Regions from separate parts of the Homo sapiens genome. Here region 1 is linked to region 2. A link is a contact called in ENCODE Hi-C or POLR2A ChIA-PET data. All regions are on one chromosome and are shown on one strand. Each heading gives the region's core, a stretch centred on a gene start or an enhancer-like site at or near the end of the contact. The rest is flanking DNA. Distances are from core to core; before and after follow the strand shown.

What was found. A loop is a pair of places that touch in the nucleus more often than their neighbours do. ChIA-PET counts read pairs that join two places held with the same protein, here RNA polymerase II (POLR2A). Pooled maps may share reads with other maps.
Region 1: a map of GM12878 shows a loop between it and region 2 (2.1-fold over the local background). The contact joins two enhancer-like sites. A Hi-C loop is called at or near these places in 1 of 168 maps with a recorded cell type or tissue (GM12878), 18 of 37 single-sample maps with no recorded cell type and 11 of 50 pooled maps. POLR2A ChIA-PET finds 5 or more read pairs at or near these places in 1 of 52 experiments (H1).

Annotation. Positions count from the first base shown.
Region 1 is chr2:147,178,584-147,184,391 of GRCh38, reverse strand. No RefSeq gene overlaps it. Among named protein-coding and RNA genes, the nearest start is that of LINC01911, 340 kb to the right of the region's middle. RefSeq lists enhancers at 2,552-2,611, 2,642-2,691. Within about 2 kb of position 2,056, at least 2 of the 41 ENCODE cell types and tissues checked have a DNase peak (open chromatin) inside an H3K27ac peak, as active enhancers do; they include GM12878, where a contact is called at or near this core.
Region 2 is chr2:147,625,925-147,631,684 of GRCh38, reverse strand. No RefSeq gene overlaps it. Among named protein-coding and RNA genes, the nearest start is that of ACVR2A, 220 kb to the left of the region's middle. Within about 2 kb of position 2,609, at least 2 of the 41 ENCODE cell types and tissues checked have a DNase peak (open chromatin) inside an H3K27ac peak, as active enhancers do; they include GM12878, where a contact is called at or near this core.

The DNA.
Region 1 (5,808 bases), core at 807-3,306, 450 kb after region 2:
AGTACTTTCTTCAGGAGTTCTTGTAAGGCAGGCCTGGTGGTGACCAAATCTCTTAGCATTTGCTTGTCTGTAAGGGATTTTATTTCTCCTTTGCTTAGTTTGGCTGGATATGAAATTCTGGGTTGAAAATTCTTTTCTTTAACAACATTGAATATTGGCCCCTACTGTCTTCTGGCTTGTAGGGTTTCTGCAGAGAGATCCTCTGTTAGTCTGATGGGCTTTCCTTTGTGGATAACCTGGGCTTTCTCTCTGGCTGCCCTTAACATTTTTTCCTTCATTTGAACCTTGGTGAATCTGATGGTTATGTGCTTGGTATTGCTCCTCTTGAGGAGCAGCTTTGTGGTGTTCTCTGTATTTCTTGAATTTGAATGTTGGCCTGTCTTGCTGGGCTGGGGAAGTTCTCCTGGATAATATCCTGAAGCGTATTTTCCACCTTGGTTCCATTCTCCCCATCACTTTCAGGTATACCAATCAAACATAAGTTTGGTCTTTTCACATAGTTCCAAATTTCTTGATAGCTTTGTTCATTCCTTTTCATTCTATTTTCTCTAATGTTGTCTTCACCCTTTATTTCCTTAAGTTGATCTTCAATCTCTGATAGCCTTTCTTCCGCTTGACTGATTCCGGCTATTGATACTTGTGTATGCTTCACGAGGTTCTCTTGCTGTGTTTTTCAGTTCCATCAGGTCATTTATGTTCTTCTCTGAGCTGGTTATTCTAGTTAGTTCCTGTAACCTTTTATCAAGGTTCTTAGCTTCCTTGCCTTGGGTTAGAACGTGGTCCTTTAGCTTGGAGGAGTTTGTTATTACGCACCTTCTGAAGCTACTTCTGTCAATTCATCAAACTCATTCTCCTTCCAGTTTTGTTCCCTTGCTGGCAAGGAGTTGTGATCCTTTGGAGGAGAAGAGGCATTCTGGTTTTGGGAATTTTCAGCCTTTTTGCTCTGTTTTTTCCTCATCTTCATGGATTTCTCTACCTTTGGTCTTTGCTATTGGTGACCTTCGGATGGGGTTTTTGTGTGGTCATCCTTTTTTTTGATATTGATGCTATTGGTTTCTGTTTGTTAGTTTTCCTTCTAACAGTCAGGCCCCTCTTCTGTAGGTCTGCTGGAGTTTGCTGGAGGTCCACTCCAGACCTTGTTTGCCTGGGTATCACTAGCAGAGGCTAAAGAACAGAAAAGATTGCTGCCTGCTCCTTCCTCTGGAAGCTTCATCCCAGAGGGGCACCCACCAGATGCCAGCCAGAGCTCTCCTGCATGAGGTGTCTGTTAACTCAGAGCTGGCAGGCAGAACTGTTTAAGTCTGCAGAAGCTGCCCCCAGAGCTACCCCTTCCCCCAGGTGCTCTGTCCCAGGGAGATGGGAGTTTTATCTATAAGCCCCTGACTGGGGCTGCTGCCTTTCTTTCAAAGATGCCCTGCCCAGAGAGGAGGAATCTAGAGAGGCAGTCTGGCTACAGTGGCTTTGCAACACTGTGGTGGGTTCTGCCTGGTCCAAACTTCCCAGCAGCTTTGTTTACACTGTGAAGGGAAAACTGCCTACTCAAGCCTCAGTAATGGTGAACACCCTTCCCCCGACCAAGCTCAGGCATCCCAGGTTGGCTTCAGACTGCTGAACTGGCAGTGAGAATTTCAATACGGTGGATCTTAACTTGTTGGGCTCCATTGGGGTGGGATCAGCTGAGCAAGACCACTTGGCTCCCTGGCTTCAGCCCTCTTTCCAGGGGAGTGAATGGTTCTGTCTTGCTCGCATTCCAGGCCCCACTGGGGTGCAAAAAAAAAATTTCTGCAACTAGCTCACTGTCTGCTCAAATGGCCACCCTGTTTTGTGCCTGAAACCCAGGGCCCTGGTGGTGTAGGCACCTGAGGGAATTTCCTGGTCTGTGGGTTGCAAAAAAAAGCATAGTATCTGGGCCAGAGTGCACCATTCATCATGGCACAGTTCCTCACGGCTTCCCTTGGCTAGGGGAGGGAGTTCCCCAACCTCTTGCACTTCCTGGGTGAGGCAATGACTCACCCTGCTTCTGCTTGCCCTCTGTGGGCTGCACCCACTGTCTAACCAGTCCCAATGAGATGAACCGGGTACCTAGGTTGGAAATGCAGAAATCACCCGCCTTTTGCATTGGTCTTGCTGGGAGCTGCAGACCAGAGCTCTTCCTGTTTGGCCATCTTGCCTGGGAATCCTTTTTACCTGTTTTAATGCAGTTCTATTGGCTTAGTGCTAGCCTGGACTGCCACAACCTCTTACCTGGTTTCTTGTTTTCTCACAAAGGCAATTTGGTCTACTGACAACAATATACTTATTATTGTTAAGTCAGTGTTTTCAGGGGGAAAGGGGGCCGAGGGCCTCCTATTCTTCTATCTTGTTGACATTGGTTTTCCTAAGTTTTGTGGTTTTAATCTTCCCTAGTCCATTAGCTCTCTCCTCAGTATCATGGTAATCTTAAAAACCAACAGCCTTGCAATCACTATAGTCATGAAAAACAGCAACCTAATAGTCATGGGAAAGGACAGAATGAGTCTGGGCTACCCAAAGTTTTCATTCCCAGATAATTTTCATTATTTGACATGTAGGGGAGTTCCCTGGAAACCACCACTTGCAGAATTTGTCTTTATTTGCATTGCTTCAGGGCTTACTCAATCAGACAGCTTTTCCTCAGGAGCATTTTATCAATAAAATCAATGTCAATTGTTTAACATGTAAGCTGCAGAAGGTGGCAATAATAGTTGGGACAAACAGGAAGCAGATCAAAAAACATAAAAGAAAAGGCTGGGGAATGAGATGCCCATAGGAGGCTTTGAGAAACTAGAACACGTTTCTGAGAACTTAGAAGGAAACATACAGGTGTAGGCTTGTGCACATGTCCAGGAAAGCCCCTATTCTCTTACATCTGGTTGATGTTGAGGCTTTGTATAAATAGGAAGTGAAGACTAAGGAAGATGTATAAACTATCTGCTGGAACACTGAAGTTGCCTCAACACAAACACGAAGAGCTCTTCAGTAAAGATTGGGAGACTTACTGGTTTAAGTCATTTAAGAATCTTTCTATTCAATCACAGCAGATCATTAAGCTATGAAAGAGACTTCAGTGGCCACATACAATAAAGGTTATAGACTTTAAGTAATTAGTTCAATAATGTCATTTAGCAAACAAACATCAGCAACAGCAGCATAAAAAACAATAATTGCAGCAACAACAAACTGTATCAATACAAAAATCCTGGATGACTTGGCTGAATTTCCAGAGCTGGTATGTTATTACTGAGATAGCCAAATATAAAGGGGTCCCCGGAGACCCTCCAACCAGCCTGTGCTCTGGGAGGAGTGCAGACTGGGGTGGAGTCTCAGCAAGTTTGCACCATTTGCAGGGTGGAGAAGCCTAGCCCCTCCTGTTTCTCGATGGTAACATGGGATTCAATCTGTGAGATGGGGACCTGGTAACAGGACCCTCTCTCACTTTGCTGACTTTTTTTTTCCTTTCTGCCCAATAAGTTCCATTTTTCTCACCCTTTTATGTGTCTATGAGCCTGGTCATGTGACAAGGAACCCGTTTTTAGCTGAACTAAGGAGAAAGTTCTACAACATTACTATTTATAATGTCCAATTTTCAAAAAAAAAAAAAATCTGAAGCATATAAGGAAGAGGAAAGCATGGCCCATAAACAGAAAAAACAGTCAATAGAAAATTCCCCTGAGGAAGCTTAAACATTGGACTAAGTAGAAAAATAATTTAAAGTAACTATTTAAATATGTTCAAAGAACTAAAGAAAACCATTGCTAAATAGCTAAAGGAAAGTATAAGATAGTGTCTTATCAAATAGAGAATATCATTTAAAAAGTAGAAATTATTTTAAAAACAGCAATTCTGAGTAAAATAGTAATACGATAAGTGAAAGAAAAGTAGAGCCATTGGAAGGGCTCAACAGTGATTAGAACTGGAAAATTTCCAAAATTTGATGAAAAAAACAATCTACACATCCAAGGAGCTCAACAAACTCTAAGTAGGATAATTCAAAGACTCTTCACTAAGACACATTGTAATCAAACTGCCAAAAGACAGAGACAAACAGGGACTCCTGAAAGCAGCAAGAGAGAAGTGGCTTATCGCATACAAGGGACTCTCAATGATGACGGAGAATTTCTCATGAGAAATTGTAAAAACCAGGAGGCAGTAGAATGATATATCTAGGATGCTAAAAGAAAAAAGAGTGGTGGGCAGCAAAACTATCCAGCAAATTTAGAAGTTAAAAAACTATAAAAAAAAATTTGACTAGGCGTGGTAGCTCATGCCTGTAATTAATCCCAGCACTTTGGGAGGCCTAGGCAGGCAGATCATGAGGTCAGGAGATCGAGACCATCCTGGCTAACATGGTGAAACACCATCTCTATTAAAAATATAAAAAATTAGCTGGGTGTGGTGGCACACACCTGTAGTCCCAGCTACTCAGGAGACTGAGGCAGGAAAAATCATTTGAACCCGGGAGGCAGAGGTTGCAGTGAGCCAAGATCATACCACTGCATTCCAGCCTGGGTGACAGAGCGAGACTCTGTCTCAAAAAAAAAAAAAAAAAAAAAATTAACATCTTCCAGATAAACAAAAACTAAAGGAATTACTCCCTTGCAGACCTGACCTATAAGAAATACTAAGGGAAATCTTTTAGGCTAAAATGAAAGGATATAAGGCAGTAGCTCAAATTCACATGAAGAAACAAAGAACACTGGTCAAAGTACATATGGTACATATAAAAGACAATATAAATGTATTTTTGTTTATAATCTTTTTCTCCAACCTAATTTAAAAAAAAAGACTATTACAAAAAGCAATAAAGTTCTGTTGATGAGCTCATAATGAACACAGATTGAATATGTATAATAATAGCACAAAGAAGGAGGGAAATTGAAGCTATATAGTCATAAAGATTTTACATTTGAAATTATATTTTATATATTTTAGTTATATATATGTTATTTGAAATTAAGTTGGTATTAATCTGAACTAGGTTGTTATAAATTAAGATGTTAGTGATAATCCTCAGGGCAACCACTAGGAAAATAACTCAAAAATACAGTAAAAGAAGTGACATAAAAGTTAAACTTGTACACTAGAAAACACCTATTTAGCATAAAAGAAGGCAATAATAGAGAAATGAAATAAAAAAGGTAAAACAGAAAACACAGAAAAATGATAAGTGCCAATCCTAGCTTATTAGCAATTATATTAAATGTAAATGAAATTTAAACAGTGCAATCAGAAGTCAAAGATTAGTAGAAGCAATAAAAACACATTGTCTAACTAAATACTGTCTATAAGAGATACACTTTAAAGATACGAATAGGTTGAATGTAAAAGGATGGAAAAAAGTTATACCATGCAAAGATGTGGAGTGGCTTACCAATATCAGACAAAATAAAATTTATGACAAAAAGTTACTTGAGATAAGAAAGGACATTTAAAAGTGTCAATTCACTTGAAAAAAATAGCAATTACAAACATCTATGCACCTAAGAAGAGAGCCTCAAAATACATGAAGGAAAACCTGACAGAATAGGAGGAAGAAAAAAGATCACTCTACAATAATTGCTGGAGACTTTTATTTTTAAATGTCACTTTCAGTAATGGCAAAAACAACTAGACAGAAAATCAAGTGAAATGATGGTCAATATCATTAGTCATACAAGAGATGCAAATCAAAATCACATTGAGATACCAATGTATACCTACTAGGATGGCTAAAATTAAGAAGACAGATAACCACTAGTATTGGTGAAGATATGGAGTAATTGGAACCTGCATACATTATTGATAGAATTA
Region 2 (5,760 bases), core at 1,360-3,859:
CCATTCAAACCCAAGCTGTTGGCCTCAACCTTTCCTCCTTGGCATCAATTTGATTTATCTCCTAACTTCTGGGTTCCAGGCTCTAGCTGTGAAGTTTCCCACTTCCTTTAGAGTTCAAGACACCTGATTTCCTCTTTTTTTGTAAGGCTATGATTGTTGATCACTTAGGCTGAATGTCTGTATGTGTGCTGGTGGCAGTGGGGAGTGTGTGGCTGAAAGGAAGTAAACAGATCCTGACGGTGCATCAGTTGTTTTCCTCCTTCCATTGTGGTTAGGTGTGTCTCCTGCAGTCCAAGAGGTCAGTCAGGGAAGGAATCACTACATTTCCTAGTCCTTAAATAACTTCTGCCTGAAAGAATTTTTGATTGATGAATTTTATGAGAAAAAAATCTTCAGAAAATGCTTTTGGCAATCTTCAATAGGACAGATGGAAATGTGCCTGGCAGGGTCTGATGTTCTAGGATGAAGTTTCCATCATCTTTTGTCTAGTCACAGAAGGTACTTTGGAGTAAGGAAAGTAAAGCTGAGTTTGATGTGGGCTCATTTGGCTAGGATATGCTAGTCGGACATGCAATTTTTTGGCATGGGTGTCTAAAGTTTTCTGTAGTAAATAGGGATCTTAGTGAACATTTGATAAAGAAAACATAAAACCTCAACAATTGCAGTCATAAAAAGAAAACATTAAAATAGAAATCTAAAATCCATGTGTCTGTAAGAATCTGTACATGTAGACAAAAACGTGTTTATGGGTCAGAGCAGAACCAGAGCCACGACGTAAGGAAAGATCTAGGTTAGATCAACTAAGCAATGAATGCTCCTGGCAGGTTTACTGAGCTTCCGGCTGAGCAAAGGTATTCTGCAGTTTGTATTTTTGATGTGTGTTGTTAACTAATTAAACGCATGCAGCCTTCCTGTGAAGTGAGTCAGTGTTCCTCATTTCACATATGAGGAAACAAGGGCAGAAAGGATAAATGACTTGCCATTTTGCCAGCCAGAAGCATCACCCAGACATATTGCTAGCATTTCCAGTGAGGTTTCAAAGAATGACTTTATATTTCAAATTTAGTTTGGGTTCATGCAAGGCCGCTGAGGTGAAATTTTCAGGTCTCTAAAGCCACTCACTTGGTCCTGCCTGAGAGGTAGATAATGGTCAGTGAGGGTCTACTTGGAAGGTGTGGGGGTTTTAAGTGCTTTTCATGGTGACTTAAATGAGCACTTGTCTTGCTTTCTTACTGTAAACTTTCCACCCCGAGTGCCATTTATGTACTACACAGAACAAAGAGCAAGCTTGCTGGAAAACTAATTAATTCAATAATTGGTGGCAAAGAAACTTGAAAGCTGGCCAGACCAGCAACCTGGTGTGATTTGTAGCAACAGAATAGAAAAATACCTGAGGAATGAGTTCCATGTTTATTTTTTGGGTACTATAATCATTGACAATAAGAGAAGGGGCCATTGAGAACAAACATTATGAATTCAATTTTTCTCATGTGTGGTGGGAGCTTTCTGTGTGGAGTGACCCCCGCATAAGACAGAGCACTCGGAAGTGTGTTGCTAGTAGAGTAGGAAGTAAGCAGAGTGTTATGGGAGAGAAAGACTGCATCAATCCGCAGATATTAGTGAAGAGGGTGTGATTTCTTAAGCAAACGGTGCAGAGAGAGCGCAGAAACCAGAGTCTGCAGATGGTGTGATAGTTAATTTTATGGGTCAACTTTACTGGACCATGGGGTGCCCTGATATTTGGTCAAACATTATTTCTGGGTGTATCTGTTGGGGTGCTTTGGATGAGATCCACATTTGAATCCATAGATTGAGCAAAGCAGATTTTCCTCCCTTATATGGGTGGGCCTCATCCAATCACATGAAGGCCCGAATAGAACAAAAAGGCTAAACCTCCCTTGAGTAAGGGGGGATGCCTCCCACCTCACTGCCTGAGCTGGAACATTGGTCTTTTCCCGCCTTCAGACTCAAACATTGGTTCTTCTTGGTTCTTCAGCTTGCAAGCTTTCTGACTGGAACTTATGCCATTGGCTACCCTGGTTCTCTAGTTTGCTGATTGCCAACTGCAAATCTTGGGGCATTTTAGCCTCTATAATCATATAAGTCAATTCGTTTTAAATCTCTCTCTCTCTTTTTCTATATGTATACACATATATATTCTATTTTATACACACATACATATGCATATATATAGTCTATTGGTTCTGTTTCTCTGGAGAACTCTCATTAATACAGTTGAAAATGGGGTTTTAGGACACATCCAAGATTTTGAAGGATAAGATTTTACCTGTGGGTGGTGGTTGTCAGTGGCAGGAAAAGAGGGCAATGAAAATCCAGTATTAGGTGAGAGAGACATACCAGGAAGATGGGAAAATGTAGACTTGTGGGCAGTGAAAGATTCCAGCTGTGTGCTCCATTCCACAGTCTGTAAGTGTAGAGATTATCACTACTGCATTTTGCCAATGGGAAAGGGAACTAATTAATTAGAGGAAAGGAGGATCTTACAGTATTGGGAAATTTTAAATTTCAATGGAGAAGTTGTCAGAATGTTTCAGAATGAGTCAGAAGGAGCTAAATATTTAGGGGTGCATGGTTTGTGAGCATATGATTCATAGGGGGAATTTTACGTGCTAAAAATATCATTGAGTAAGTGGGTTTTTCTGGTGGTTTTTTTTGGAGTTCAAATTTCCCTTATTAGCAACAAAGCTCTAATATGAAGTGATTATATACTTAGAAAACTATCTTTTAAAGATGAAACTCAAATAATTTTGTAGATGAATTTTAATATGGTAATTTCTTATAATGACCTTTCTTAAATGTACCTTGAGAACAAATATCAGCAGGTGTTGAATGGCTGGATGAAGAGCCTTGTGTCAAGTTCTGAGTAGAGGTTCAGAAAGGAATAAGCAAAGATAGAATCTTTATAATCAAAAGTCCAACTTTCAAGATGTATCAAAATACCTAAAGATTTCTATACCAATTATTCCTCTAAACTCTTTCTAGGGATCGAGCTTACAGTAATAATCCAGAATATGGAAAAAGTCACTGTACAAAGACATTAAGATATTATTAATAAATGTAAAATATAAAAAATTTTGAAAAATAAGAAGCAAGCATTATTCCCATGTCTTGAATAATGTTGAAATAAATTATAGCACACCCACTTAACAGAGTATGCTATTTATATACTATTATGCACCAATAAAATGTTGGCTATGAAGACTATATAATAAATATGGGAAAAGTGTATATATTTGTGTTAAATGGAAAGATTAAGATAATAGCATTTAATAATAAACTAACATTTATTTAGTACCTATTAGCTAATATCTCAATTTTACATTCTTTACATGTTTTAACTCATTTAATTATCACAATCGTACATGGTACGTATTATTATTACTCCCATTTTGCAAATGAAGGAACTGAGACAGAGGTTAAGTAATTTTCCAAGGTTACACAGCTGGAAGTAGAGCCCAGGATTGGAATGCAGGCCATCTGGCCCAGAGATGGGATATAAAATTATGTTTATTGTATGATTAAAACTATCTATTAGGATAAGGTGGAGAGAGAATGTATTGACTTTAAAAGGTGAAAACACTTTTTATATACAACCATATTTCTACAAAGCTGTTATCTTCTATGATGCTCTACTTACCCAGCCACTGAAATAAACATGATCTTGTCAGTCCTGAAAGTACTGAATGGATTGTGTGACTCCTTGGAGGAACATGGGCAGTTGTTTTCTTGGCATTTTAAGAGTGATCTGCAGTGGTCTTAAGTATAATTTACCATTTGTCTTCTCCCTTGTGAATCTGGTTGCACACAATTGGAAACCAGAGGAGGTGCCTGATATTGGCATGGATACACCCAAATAAAACTTTGCAAGTTGATACTACCCTTTGAGGACATTGTGGAGCCTACACTTCAGACTCACACAAGACCATTTTATAAGAATATTATATGACATTTAGTTGTTATTTACAGTTCAGAAGTCATTTTCATCATCATCTTACAAAAAGATTGCCTTTATTTTGCAGATGAAGAATTAAGGTTCTTCTAGGCAAACCTTGAACGCAGCAAAACAATGAAAAAAAGCAAGAAGAAAAAAAGAATTAAGGTTCAAAGATCACTTAAATTGCAAAGCTCAAATTCAAACTCTACTATTCTGTTCTTTTAAACAAAGATGTGATCATACTATTTATATATCTCTCTCTCTTCTTCCCTGCAGTTTGCTTTTCTCAATACTATATCATGGACATCTCTTGAAGTTAATATGTAAATCTGACTTCTTTTTTTTTTTTTTTTTTTTGAGATAGAGTCTCACTCTATTGCCCAGGTTGGAGTGCCGTGGTGTGATCTTGGCTCACTGCAACCTTCACTTCCCTGGTTCAAGTGATTCTTTTGCCTCAGCCTCCCAAGTAGCTGGGATTACAGGCACGCCACCATGCCTGGCTAATTTTTGTATTTTTAGTAGAGATGGGGTTTTGCCATGTTGGCCAGGCTGGTCTCAAATTCCTGACTTCAGGTGATCTGCCTGTCTCAGCCTCCCAAAGTGCTGGGATTACAGGTGTGAGCCACTGAGCCTGGCCAGACTCTTTCTTTTGATAGTTGCATGATAAGCTGCACCATATGGATCCATTGCTATCTATTCAAACTTTCCACCCTTTGTAGACAGGTAGGTTGTTTCAAGTTTTTGCCATTACAAACACAACTGCAATAAACTTCCTTATTATATATGTATTTATGTACTGATACTTCAATTTTTACAGGATTGATTCCCAGAAGTAAAATTGCTGAGTCAAATTTTAATATGACTTTTAAAATTTTATAAAACTTTAAAATGCTTTTAAAATTTTAATATATATGTGAGCTTCCTTTCTAAAAGGCTGGATCAAAGGCATTTCCGCTGATGAGGTATGAAAGTGCTTGTTTGTCTGCATCCTCACCAGCACTGGAGGTTGTCACTTGTAAATTTATTCTAGTCTCCTATAGAATGATCCCTAGTATTCTGACTTTATTTCTAGACCTCTGTCTTTTCAATCAAGATATGATAAACAACAAACATTTTGGGCCCCCAAATTAAAAAAATAGTTCTCTTTAGGAGATTTTTCATAATCTATTAGGCTTGAACTCTCTTAAGAGTCTGCTTTTGGCCTCAGCCACTGCTTTGTATACACACAACATATCAATAAATAATAACCATTATGGTTGAACATTAAATTTGACAGTGTAGTAAGTTATGAACAAATCTCCTCATTAGCAGCACTATTATTTTGGTGTTTGCAGCAATCTAGTATTCACAGCTAAGTTGAGACAAGAGCCATTATGTATATAAGACATTTTTAGCTCATTTACTCTGAACCTGCTTTGCATACAAGAGCAGTGGGCCCTCATGACATGGTATAATGTCAGAATAGGATGCAAACTGAAGTGAAGAGGAATAGGACCTCTTTGACATGGGAGCGTATTAGTATGTACTTGGATGCTCATAACTTTAGAACCGAGTTAACAATTGTTTCGGACTAGATTCAGATTTTAATTTCCATCTGAGTGACCCACATATTTTTTTGTTGTTGAAATGGAAGGGCTACTGTTCTAATACATTTATGTATGTATTCTTGCCTTTGCCAATTAGTCAAGAGTTGGATTTGTGGCACTGTATTACTGTGCTTAATTCCTTTAAAAAATTCTTATCAATATTTTACAAGCTCAGGTTGGGAAGTTAATTCATTTGAGAAGTGGTTTGTGCATTTTATT